2 separate regions of the Homo sapiens genome follow, and region 1 is linked to region 2. The links are chromatin contacts, found by Hi-C or POLR2A ChIA-PET in ENCODE. All regions are on one chromosome and are shown on one strand. Each heading gives the region's core, a stretch centred on a gene start or an enhancer-like site at or near the end of the contact. The rest is flanking DNA. Distances are from core to core; before and after follow the strand shown.

The links. Hi-C counts contacts between places; a loop is a spot of excess contacts on that map. ChIA-PET counts read pairs that join two places held with the same protein, here RNA polymerase II (POLR2A). Pooled maps may share reads with other maps.
Region 1: a loop to region 2 is called in a pooled map, with 2.6 times the contacts of the local background. The contact joins two enhancer-like sites. A Hi-C loop is called at or near these places in 3 of 168 maps with a recorded cell type or tissue (Caco-2, Right ventricle myocardium inferior and endothelial cell of hepatic sinusoid) and 6 of 50 pooled maps. POLR2A ChIA-PET finds 5 or more read pairs at or near these places in 4 of 52 experiments (GM12878, K562, WTC11 and 1 more).

What each region holds. Positions count from the first base shown.
Region 1 is chr3:9,034,677-9,039,381 of GRCh38, reverse strand. SRGAP3 (SLIT-ROBO Rho GTPase activating protein 3) reads left to right here. Exons shown (of 22, transcript NM_014850.4): 11 at 1,292-1,319. Among named protein-coding and RNA genes, the nearest start is that of RAD18, 74 kb to the right of the region's middle. Within about 2 kb of position 2,326, at least 14 of the 41 ENCODE cell types and tissues checked have a DNase peak (open chromatin) inside an H3K27ac peak, as active enhancers do.
Region 2 is chr3:8,994,541-9,000,007 of GRCh38, reverse strand. All of the region lies in intron 18 of SRGAP3 (SLIT-ROBO Rho GTPase activating protein 3), which reads left to right. Among named protein-coding and RNA genes, the nearest start is that of RAD18, 34 kb to the right of the region's middle. RefSeq lists an enhancer at 2,740-3,239. Within about 2 kb of position 3,222, at least 8 of the 41 ENCODE cell types and tissues checked have a DNase peak (open chromatin) inside an H3K27ac peak, as active enhancers do.

The DNA of each region.
Region 1 (4,705 bases), core at 1,077-3,576, 40 kb before region 2:
GTCACTTAGAGAGGATGTGTAGAAAAGGAAAGCAGCCCTGGGTCTGTGTCCTGATGGCACTCCAACATTTTGAGGTTTGAGGTTGGGCAGAATGAGGAGGAGACAGGAGAAACTGAGGAACTTGTAGGGCAGGAAGAACACCTGGAAAGTGTGGAGTCATGAAAGTGAAGAGTAGAGAGCTTTGTAAGAAGGGAGTCGTGAACTGAGCAGCATGGTGCGGAGAGGTCAGGTACGATAAGGACAGAGAAGACCATTGGATTCAGCCTCAAGGAGATCCTTGTTGCCCTTAAGTGTTGACCTTGACAAGAGCAGTGTCAGCCCAGGGATGAGGACAGAAGCCTAGCTGCAAAGAGGTGAGGAGGGAATAGCAGGGGAGGAAGCAGTAGTGCCTCCAGACATCTCCTTCAGGGAATTGTGCTGTAAAGAAGAGCAGAGAAATGAGGATGTAGCTGGAAGGAGAAATGGGGTCAACAGAAGGGTTAAAAGCTAGGTCATGCATATCCAGAACATGTTGATATGCTGTTGGAAATGGTCCAGAAGAGAGGAGATTGGTGATGCTAGCGAGAGGGGAGATACCTGCAGAAACTAAGGCCCCCAGAAGGACAGAGGGGATGGAACCAGGGCATAAGGAGAAGGTCTGGGCTTTGTCTGGCAGGTAGGTGGGAGGGCCTCGTGGAGGCATGCACATGGAGAACCCATAGTACTTGATTTTCTTTTCCAGTAAAGAAAATGAGAAGATCTTCAGCTGGGAATGAAGGCAGAGGCAGGGCAGCAGGGTGGAGGAGCACCAGCCTTACGGCTGGTATCCTTCAGTGCCAGGCATACAACAGGGGCTCGGTCAATCTTTGTTGCCATTAAACATTGCAGGAGTTTTTGAACTTTGGGAGGCATAGAAGTGATCACCAGGGGTGGTAGTTAAAATGCAGATTTCTGGGTTTTTATCTCAGAGATTCTGATTCAGAAGACCCATGAGACAGCCAAGAAATCTGCATCTTTAACAAGACCCCCAGATGTTTCTGATGCAAGTGGTCAGCGGGCTGTAGTTTGAGAATCACTGAAAATATGTCTGTGAACAATAATGTGTGTGTGAACACAGCCCTACAAACAGGAGGCTTTTAATGAAGAATTAATAAGACGCAGTTCTTTTCAACAGACCGCACCTTAGGCATAATTAGATTTCATATTTCATAAATAATTAAGACTCATTGTATTTTGTTTTTAGAAAAAGATGAATGTTCTTTGGATTAAAAAGAAAAGGCAATTAAACATTCATGTATACTTTTCTTTGCAGGGGAAAGAGCAGAATGCGGCACCACCAGGTGAGAGTGGGAGAGTTGTGTTTTCTTTCATCTGCTGCCCGAGGTGGGAGTGGGATGGGGCTGGGGAGGCACTGCCAGGAGCTGGAGAAGCAGGGATGGCTTCTTCACCAATGTCCCCAAGGGCCGGTGTGGGTGTGCCCAGGTGAGGCACAGTTGCTGCTTTGCTTGTTCTAGCATTAGACTGACAAAGCCACGCCCCTCCAGGCTGGCGATGGAAGGGGCGCTTTTGGGGCTGCTGTGTGGCAGTGGGGCACCCTCCCTTTGCGCTGGCCATCGGGTGAGACAGTATTGTCTACTCAGAGTGGCTGAGGGCAGCCTGTAGGGGCCAGAGGCTGTGGGGTGGCTGTTGACCTCTCTTCCCACCTGCTACACCATGCTGAGCAAACTGCCCAGCCATGCTGCGAGGCCCAGCCTGAGGTCCCCATGTACCAAGGCTTTGGGCCAGGCTCAGATTGCGCGCAGCTGGGCACACGCATGTGCATAGGCGTGCACAGACTCTCCTGCCGTCCACACCCTAGCTTGGACCTCACGGGCACTTGGATGAGCTGACGGAAAGTAACACACGGGCAACTTCTGCTTTCTCTTCAGCTTGTTCAACATTCCCTTTTGCGCTTTTTCCTGAGCAGACCAGAGCCAGTGAACACTTTCCACTCAGCAGCTGATAGCCCAGGGGCTGACTTTACTTCCCTTTCAGAGAGCTTAGATCCATAAGTGGCTCTGTCACTGGCCAGGTTGTTTGCTTAGAGCCTATTTCATTTCTATGTTCCTATTAAGAGATATTGCACTGCCTAGCTGGAATTCAGCCAGTGGCCCAGAGGCCTGCACTTTTCCATCACACGGCAGTAGAGCGCTACTTTTTGCCTCACTTTCTGGGCCCAGGGACCTGAGGGCATTCTTTCTTTTCCCACAAATGCTTTCCAGTGGCCCCAAATCCTGGGAAGCCCTCATGTTTGGCAAGAGCAAAGATGAACTCCCAACTCTCTCCTGCTCCTTGGGAAGGGAGTTGGGCAAAGTCTTGGCAACCTCTGGGGTTTTCAGTTTCCTGGGCTCAGGATGGGGAGACGGAGGGCTTGGCAGAAGTTCAGCCCGTACAGCTGTTCCTCTGGGCTCTGGCAATTTGGAAACATCAGGATGATTCACACCAGGCAAGGCCCTTCCAGCACACGGGGCGGCAGATGTGCAGGGTCACTTTCGAAGAACCTTTTAGAAACGAACCCATTATAATTTTTTTTTCTTTTCTGGCGAGAGAATGTTGTCATAGTCTCAAAACAACAGAAGCTGTATTTTACACCAAATTCTGCAAATAGTGAAACAGATGGGGGATGAATTGAGCTGTCCCTCACTTCCTCCTAATTCCTAGAACTCACGCAGAGAAGTTTGTTCCAGCAGAGTGTGGGAGAGGAGATCTGTAATCAAACACTTGGCCAGGTCTCAGGGTCTTCCCTCAGGGGAAAGTTGAGGGTTTGTGTGTTTTGTTTTGTTTTGTTTTGTTTTGTTTTGTGTTTTAAATAAAGCCCTCTGAAGTGTTGTCTTCCACACCCTCCTTGACCTAGGGCCTGGGAAATCCAAGCTGAGTTTATCAGACCTCCCACTTAGACACCCTGCATTCAACTGCAGCTACCCTGCGTTCAATTGCAGACATAGCCCTGTGTACTCTGGTTCCTGGTCAAGGTCAAAGACAACTTTGTTAGTAAACTAAAAGTCTCCCCTTACCTCCAAAATCATGATTTAACTTGTGGAAATTGTTGCTAACAATGTCTCTGTCCTATGGCTCTCTCTGTATCTTCCATGGACTCCCACACGAGGTGGATATCATTTCTGGATGGTTATTTGAGCAGGATCCCCTCAGCTAAGTTGCTGTTGACCTTGTATAGAGGAACTGGTGTTGCATATGGGCTGCAGCATGTTATATTTTTCTCACACTTCAGAACCTTATCTTAGAATAGACCAAATTCATAATAACCCTGTAATTCAGGATGGCCAGATGTGATAATGCACTTAAGTTTAAAAGCGTATTGCAAATGTCAAAGCAAGATGCAAATATAAGGTTTGATTATTGTGATTCAAATGAATGTCTGGCTCCCCTTACCCAGGTTGACATGCCCTCGTGGTCTGGATTAGAGGTGAAATCACTTGAGATCTTGTTCAGGCAGATGCAACGCAGTACACAGCCCATGAATAGCCTCCAAGGGCCCGACTGGCATTGCCCTACAGCATTGCCACCATTTGGGATGTTGACCTCCAAGTCTATTAGGTTATCTAGGGGAATTTTTCATCACATCCCTTTAGTTGCAGGATAATTTTGAGGCTATTTCCTGTGTTGCCAACGTGTGTTAATTTTCATCTTGATTAAAAGGCAGAAAGGGGACATTGGTCTCTGGTTTCTCTTTCTTCCTCTCTGTGGCTTTCTCTGTTCCTGTTTTCCCTGCCTCTCTTTCTTTCTTTCTTTCCTTTTTGCTCTGCATCTGAGCAGCAGAAGAGATGGAAGGCTTAGGCTGCCCCACTTTCCTTGGCCGAGCTGCCCCCCTGCTCCCCACTTTGTGCCCCACCCAGCACTTCAGTAAGTCGATATAGATTTGATATTGTGCAAAGTTGGGATAGCTACGTTTCCTTGTCAGAGATTCCAGACAGTGCACAGAGCACCACACAAAGAAAGAAATCCTCGTGTGATTCACACAGTCCTTTGCTTTCTGGATTGGGCAGGAAAAATGGGAAAACATATGCTATTTCCCCTTTTTTCCACTTTGTAGAATTTAAGAAAAAACAAAAAACACTTAGGACTTTCTTTTAAGGAAACCCTCCAGTTGGGCACCGTAGGTTTTTTGATATTGAGTGTCCAACACCTGCTTTTAGAGTCTCCGCTCTTCCTGGCCATGAGAATTTAACAGATAATTTAATGTTACTTCTGGATGTTCTATGATAAAATCACTTTCATACTCACACTAGATCCTTGAGAGTAGGAAGAGCTGAATTTTACCACCAGCCTCAATCACATTTTATTTGTGTGACCTTAGGCAAGTTTCTTCATCTTTTGTGGGCTCACTGGCCTTGTATGTAAAGTGAATTGAATATTCTTTCCCAGCCTCACAGGGTTGTTGTGAGGTTGTCATGCAATGTGATAAGGAAATGATCTGGGAATGTTCAAAAACAAGCCAAACACTATGAAAACAGGGTGACAATGTTGCTATCATCAAGTTATTTCTAATCCCCAAACTTAAAACCTTTGGCCTTGTGTCACATTTTTGACACTCTCTTTTGCCTTTGGTATTTGAAAATTTAAGAGCAGCTCTTGTAAGAAATCCCACCCCACATACATACATCCTCAAAAAAAAATAAGTAATTTTTGAAAAATAAATGACATGGACTTAGCTAACCAAATTGACATA
Region 2 (5,467 bases), core at 1,973-4,472:
GTTCAAGTAACAGAGATTTTCACCTTTCTCACTAAATTTTTATAGATTTTCTTGAATAGATGTTTCTTCATTTGCTTTTTGCCCTTAGGACCATTTCCAGGGGCTTGAAATATTTCTTTTTCTTTTTCTTTTTATATTTTTTCTCGAGTTTCCCTGGGGAGCTCTTCATGCTGTCATCCCAGAAGTCGGTCTCACTCCTTTCCTTTTAAATTAAATCTAAATCTCAATATCAGCTGGTGCCACCACCGAATGCAAAGAAAGAACCCAAGGTCATGAGTGAGAAGGGGAGAAAAGAGGGACCCTGTAAACAGGCCCTGGCTTCTGTCATTACTCTCATCACAGGGAAGATGACGGAGAAGAGAAGGTACACCCACATTCTCAGCCTTTGATACAGTGACTTGGCCTCTAGTAAACTGGTTGCATGAGATTAGTGTTCTCACTTCTGGGGATGAAGTAGGGGGTGGGGTAGGCAGAGGGACATAAGTGGTATTGAGAGGAATGGAGCCATCCCCTCTTTCATGCAGGCAGGACTCATGACCTATAACAGAGTTCTCTGGAATGGCATGGCTAGAGGGAGGGATTTGATGGGTAGAGAAGCATAAATGTCCAACCTTCAGATTCTGAAATAAAAGCAAAGCTTCAACATGTCTTTTCATCTCCGGAAAAGCCCATGTCTAGCCCATGCTAGTTCAGAGGCCGCACCAGTGTAGCCGTCTCTGAACCACTGCTGCCTCCAGCCTCTCCCCTCCAATCCCTCCACTGCTCTGCTTTGCCACTGGAGTGATTTTCCTAAAATGTGACTCCAGCCAGGCCCCTACTGAGACAGTCTCAACCTCTCCTGTAGCTCAGGGGCTGGGCTGTTCATCTCTTCCCTCACTGTAGAGCCCACAGGGTTTTTACCTGGTACAATTAGCCTCTCAATACACAGGAGTTGAATTGCATCAAACACAGAGCATTGTATATCTATATAGTCAATTTACACTGTACAGATGCAAAGACCTTGTGGCAGGAATAAGCTTAGCACAATTCAAAAACATCTAGAAGCCTCTATTAATGATGTCTGGGACCTGAGCTCAGATGTTAGCTCATCACTGTATCTACTGGTGTGACCCAACCCTAGGCCCATCATTCAACCCAGCTTCAGTTCCCTCATCTATGAAATGAGGGTAGTGCCTCAAATGTTGTTATGGGATTAAATGTGATAATGTAAGTAGAACACCTGGTACCAGTAAAAGCTTAATTTGTTCATGCAAGCAATAAATATGTATTGAGTGCCTGTTTGTCCTAGGGTCTGTTCTAGGAGTCAGAATACAGTAGGAAAGAAAAGAAAATCTCTGTCCTAATGGTACCCACACTTTGGTAGGAAAGATTGATAGTAAAGTTTCAAAATTATATGTGTGTATATATACACATATGTGTATGTATATGTGTGTGTATATATACATATATATAGTATATATATACACACACACCCATACCACAAACACATAAATACACACATCATACACACACACATAAATTTCAGGTTGTGATAAGTGCCATGAAGAGAAATAAAGCAAGAGAAGGTGTTAGAAAGTGATTTGGCAGTTGGGGCTCTTGCAGTTGGGAGCGGCTGGGAAAGGCCTTGGTAAGGCAATGACATTTGAGTACAGACCTGAATGAAATTAGCAAACGGCACATAGCATTAATACATATTTGTTGAGTGTGGATGAATGCAAAGATCTGGGAGAAAGGCATCCCAGGGAGAAGCAATAGGAAGTACAAAGGCCCTGTAAAGGGAAGACACTTGTCTGTTTTAAAAGCATCAAGAAGGCTCTGTAGCTGGGGGTGGTGGCTCACGCCTGTAATCCCAGCACTTTGGGAGGCCAAGGCAGGAGGATCACTCGAGTCCAGAAGTTCGAGACCAGCCTGGTCCCCCAGGCTGTAGTGAGACCCCCGTTGCTACAAAAACTTAAAAAATTAGCTGGGCATGGCGGCATGTGCCTGTGGTCCCAGCTACTCAGGAGGCTGAGGTGGAAGAATTGCTTGATCCTCAGGAGGTTCAAGTTGCAGTGAGTCATGATTGCACCACTGCACTCCAGCCTGGGTGACAGAGTGAGACCCTGTCTCAAGAAAAAGAAAAAAAAAAACCTCTATGAATATTTATGCTGAAGTGTTTAGAGATAAAGTATACTGATGTTTATAACTTAATTTAAAAATCATTAAAAAATAAGACGGATAGAAGGGTGGATAGATATATGATAAATCTAGCATCGTAAAATGTGCATAGCGGAATTTAGTTGTGTTCCATGCATGTTCACTGTGAAATTCTTTCAATTTTACTTTGTGTTTAAAAAATGTCATACTAGGATGTTGGAGGAAAAACATCAAGAAGCTTAGTGAGGCAAGAGCAGATTGAGCTAGTGAAGGAGAGAGAGAGACAGAGAAGATGAGGTCTCAGAGGTCTCTGCGATTGGGATCCTGGAGGGCCTTATGAGCAGTGGGAAGACACTGGGATTTTGTTCCAGCCTCCATGGGAAGCCTTCTGAGGATTTTGAACAGGGGAGTTTCATGATGTGATTGTATGATTGTAAAGGACCCTCTAGGCTGCTGTGGGGAGAAGCGGCTCTACCTAAGCAAGTATGGAAGTGAAGAGGGTGGCATGGGAGGTGGTGAGCCATGGTCAGATCCAGGGGACACTCTGAAGGAGTCGCTAATGGATGAGGTGTGCAGAGCCATGCCAGGGCATTGGCCTGGGTGAGCAGGTAGACAGCAGTTCTGTTTCCTGAGATGGGGAAGATGAGGGAATGAAGTAAGCTTGGGTAACAGAGTGTGGGAGAGTGATGAGGGGGAGAAACATATTCTGTTTCAGGCACGAGAAGCCCAAATAACAGACTTAGTAATCAATGGGAGCTGTTATTACTGTTTCCACCACACACACTTATGTAACGACGTCTGCAAACACACGTGCTTTCTCTGAGCTGGAGGTTCGCCCTGTTCCTCCTGTTTTCTTTCCCTCACATTGTCTGCTCCCCCTGCTGCCCCACTCTTTCAACTTCAGGCTGCTGTCCAGTGACTGCTGGAGGCTCTGGTGATGGTAAAGGCAGAAACCGGAGGCAGCCCCTCTGTGCCCCTCTGAGTATCAGAAAACCTCTGCTTAGGTCAGCGCCTTTCTTAGTTTGGGGAATCTGGGTCAGAGGAAGTCCCTGGGCGAACCCAGGAGCACGCAGCTGTCTGGGCTCAGCTCCTGCCCTTGCAAACCCTCCGGCCTTTCTGACTCTTGTAACGAGGCAGGCAGATGGGCTAGCAGGCAGTTCCAGCACACGGCCGGATGTGAGATTCAAAGATGCTGCAGAGAGAGGGACCAAGATCTCTGTTTGTTTTACTGAGAATGTGACTCTGAGTCAAGATCTGAGTTAGTCTGACCCATTTAGTGGTGCTGTCATTTCCCCACCTCCTTCCCTCCTTCCTTCTCTCCCAACACCCAGGTTAGAATAGCATTTAAAGACATTTGTCGGGTAGCTAGCTGGGGAAGCTGACTTGACTGTTTGAGGCCTGCTCCCTGCAGAAGGCTGCCTCAGTCACTAAGAGCTAAATACATCCCAAAGCCACTGCATCTCATGGGGACACAAGCATGGTCTTCTTGAGCCAGTTGCTTCCAGAGGGGAGCCCTGGTGCATGTGTGTGGTGGGGAGTGATGGGGAGTGAACAAGGGAGTTTCCTCCTCCTGCTCTTTGATTTTTCCATGCCATCCGTGGCCCTTAGAAGTGCACCAGCCTCTGGTAACAACATGTGTGTAACTCTTATAGGGTACTATGTGCCAGACACTGTTGCAAGCACTTCATGTATATTCACTCACTTAATCCTTCTAATAACCCTGTAAGATAGGTTCTATTTATTACCATTTCCATTTAACAGATGAGGAAACTGAGGCACAGAAAGAAAAACTAAGTATCCCAAGGTCACACAACTAAAAAATGGTAAAGCCAAATGTTCTGAGCTTAACTGTGTGATGGACAGGTGGATGAATAGATCGATGAAGACGAGATTGTCCACAGTGAATGGAGCAGATAGAGAGCCCCAAGAAAGCTCAGCATGGAGAAGCTATCTACAGGCTAGAGAGAGGGCAGGGGTTGCTTTTGTTACTCTTCTGTTCTATTAAAATAAAAAAAAGTAAGAATTATAATGTTAAACCTCTTTGTGCTTACTTTAAAATATTAAAACATTAATACCTATACAAAATCAGTTTTCTACCACATATGGACACTTCTTAGGGTAGAAACTATAAAACAGGTGGAATAAACTGTAGGCACAATCCCCTGCTCCCCAAAACGTCTCTTCCCCAAATATCACTAGTTGTATGGTCCTTAAACCATGCAGTTTAAAACACTTAAACTCTCTGCAGTTCAACGTCTCTTCTCTGGACGCATCCCATAGGCCAAATCCATTAATAATTATAATCACAGTCATGACAGCTGCTGTCAACCGAATACCTCATGAGTATCTGTACTAAGCTATGCCCTTTTGTACAAGAACTTTTGTTTGTTTGTTTTGAGACAGGGTCTTGCTCTGTCACCCAAGCTGGAGTACAGTGGCATGATCATGGCTCACTGCAGCCTCAACCTCCCAGGCTCAAGTGATCTTCCTGCCTCGGGCCCTAGAGTAGCTGGCACCACAGGCACGTGCTACCACGCCCAGCTAATTAAAAAAAAATTTTTTTTTGGAAATGAGGTCTCACTATATTGCCCAGGCTGGTCTCAAACTCCTGGACTCAAGCGATCCTCCTGCCTCAGCCTCCCGAAGTGTTGGGCTTATAGGCATAAGCTACCACGCCCAGCCTCTGCTCCTCTTATAAAGACACCAGCACTAGGATTATGACCCCACCATTATGACCTCATTTAACTTTAATCACCTCATTTACATTAATTAAAGCCTCTAAAATACAGTCACGTTGTGGGTGAGGGCTTCAACATATAGATTTGAGGCAGACACAGTTCAGTCCTTAACAATGAGCTTTGAAGGGTCTGGGTACCCTTAAAATCCTGTATCGGATTTTGCAGATTAGAGTCTGCATACATGATGTGGCCTCTCAAAAGATTAAAAATTACTAAAAGTATTATAAATGACAAAGAGGAAAAGGGTGCATAGAAAAATAGAAATATTAATAGAACTTGTGTTAAGGGGTGGAAGAAAACGAAAATTCTACAATATTGTCTTAATGAGCATTAAAAAGTAGAGAACAAGAAGGGCAGTGGAAAAGGAGCATGTATCAGCTCCCTCTTTACATTTTGAGGGTTTGATGGTTTTCCTGAGGTTGCAGGGTGGAGAGTGGATCTGAGGCTAGGACCCCAGGGTCCTGAGCCCCAGCCCACCAGGCGTTCTGTCCATGTTCTCACCAGCTGTGCAGTCTATCCTTCCCCAGAGAAGCCAGGGCCATCTGAGTGAGGCTCCTGAGCTGCCACTTTGCTGACCTCAGAGACGCTTTTTC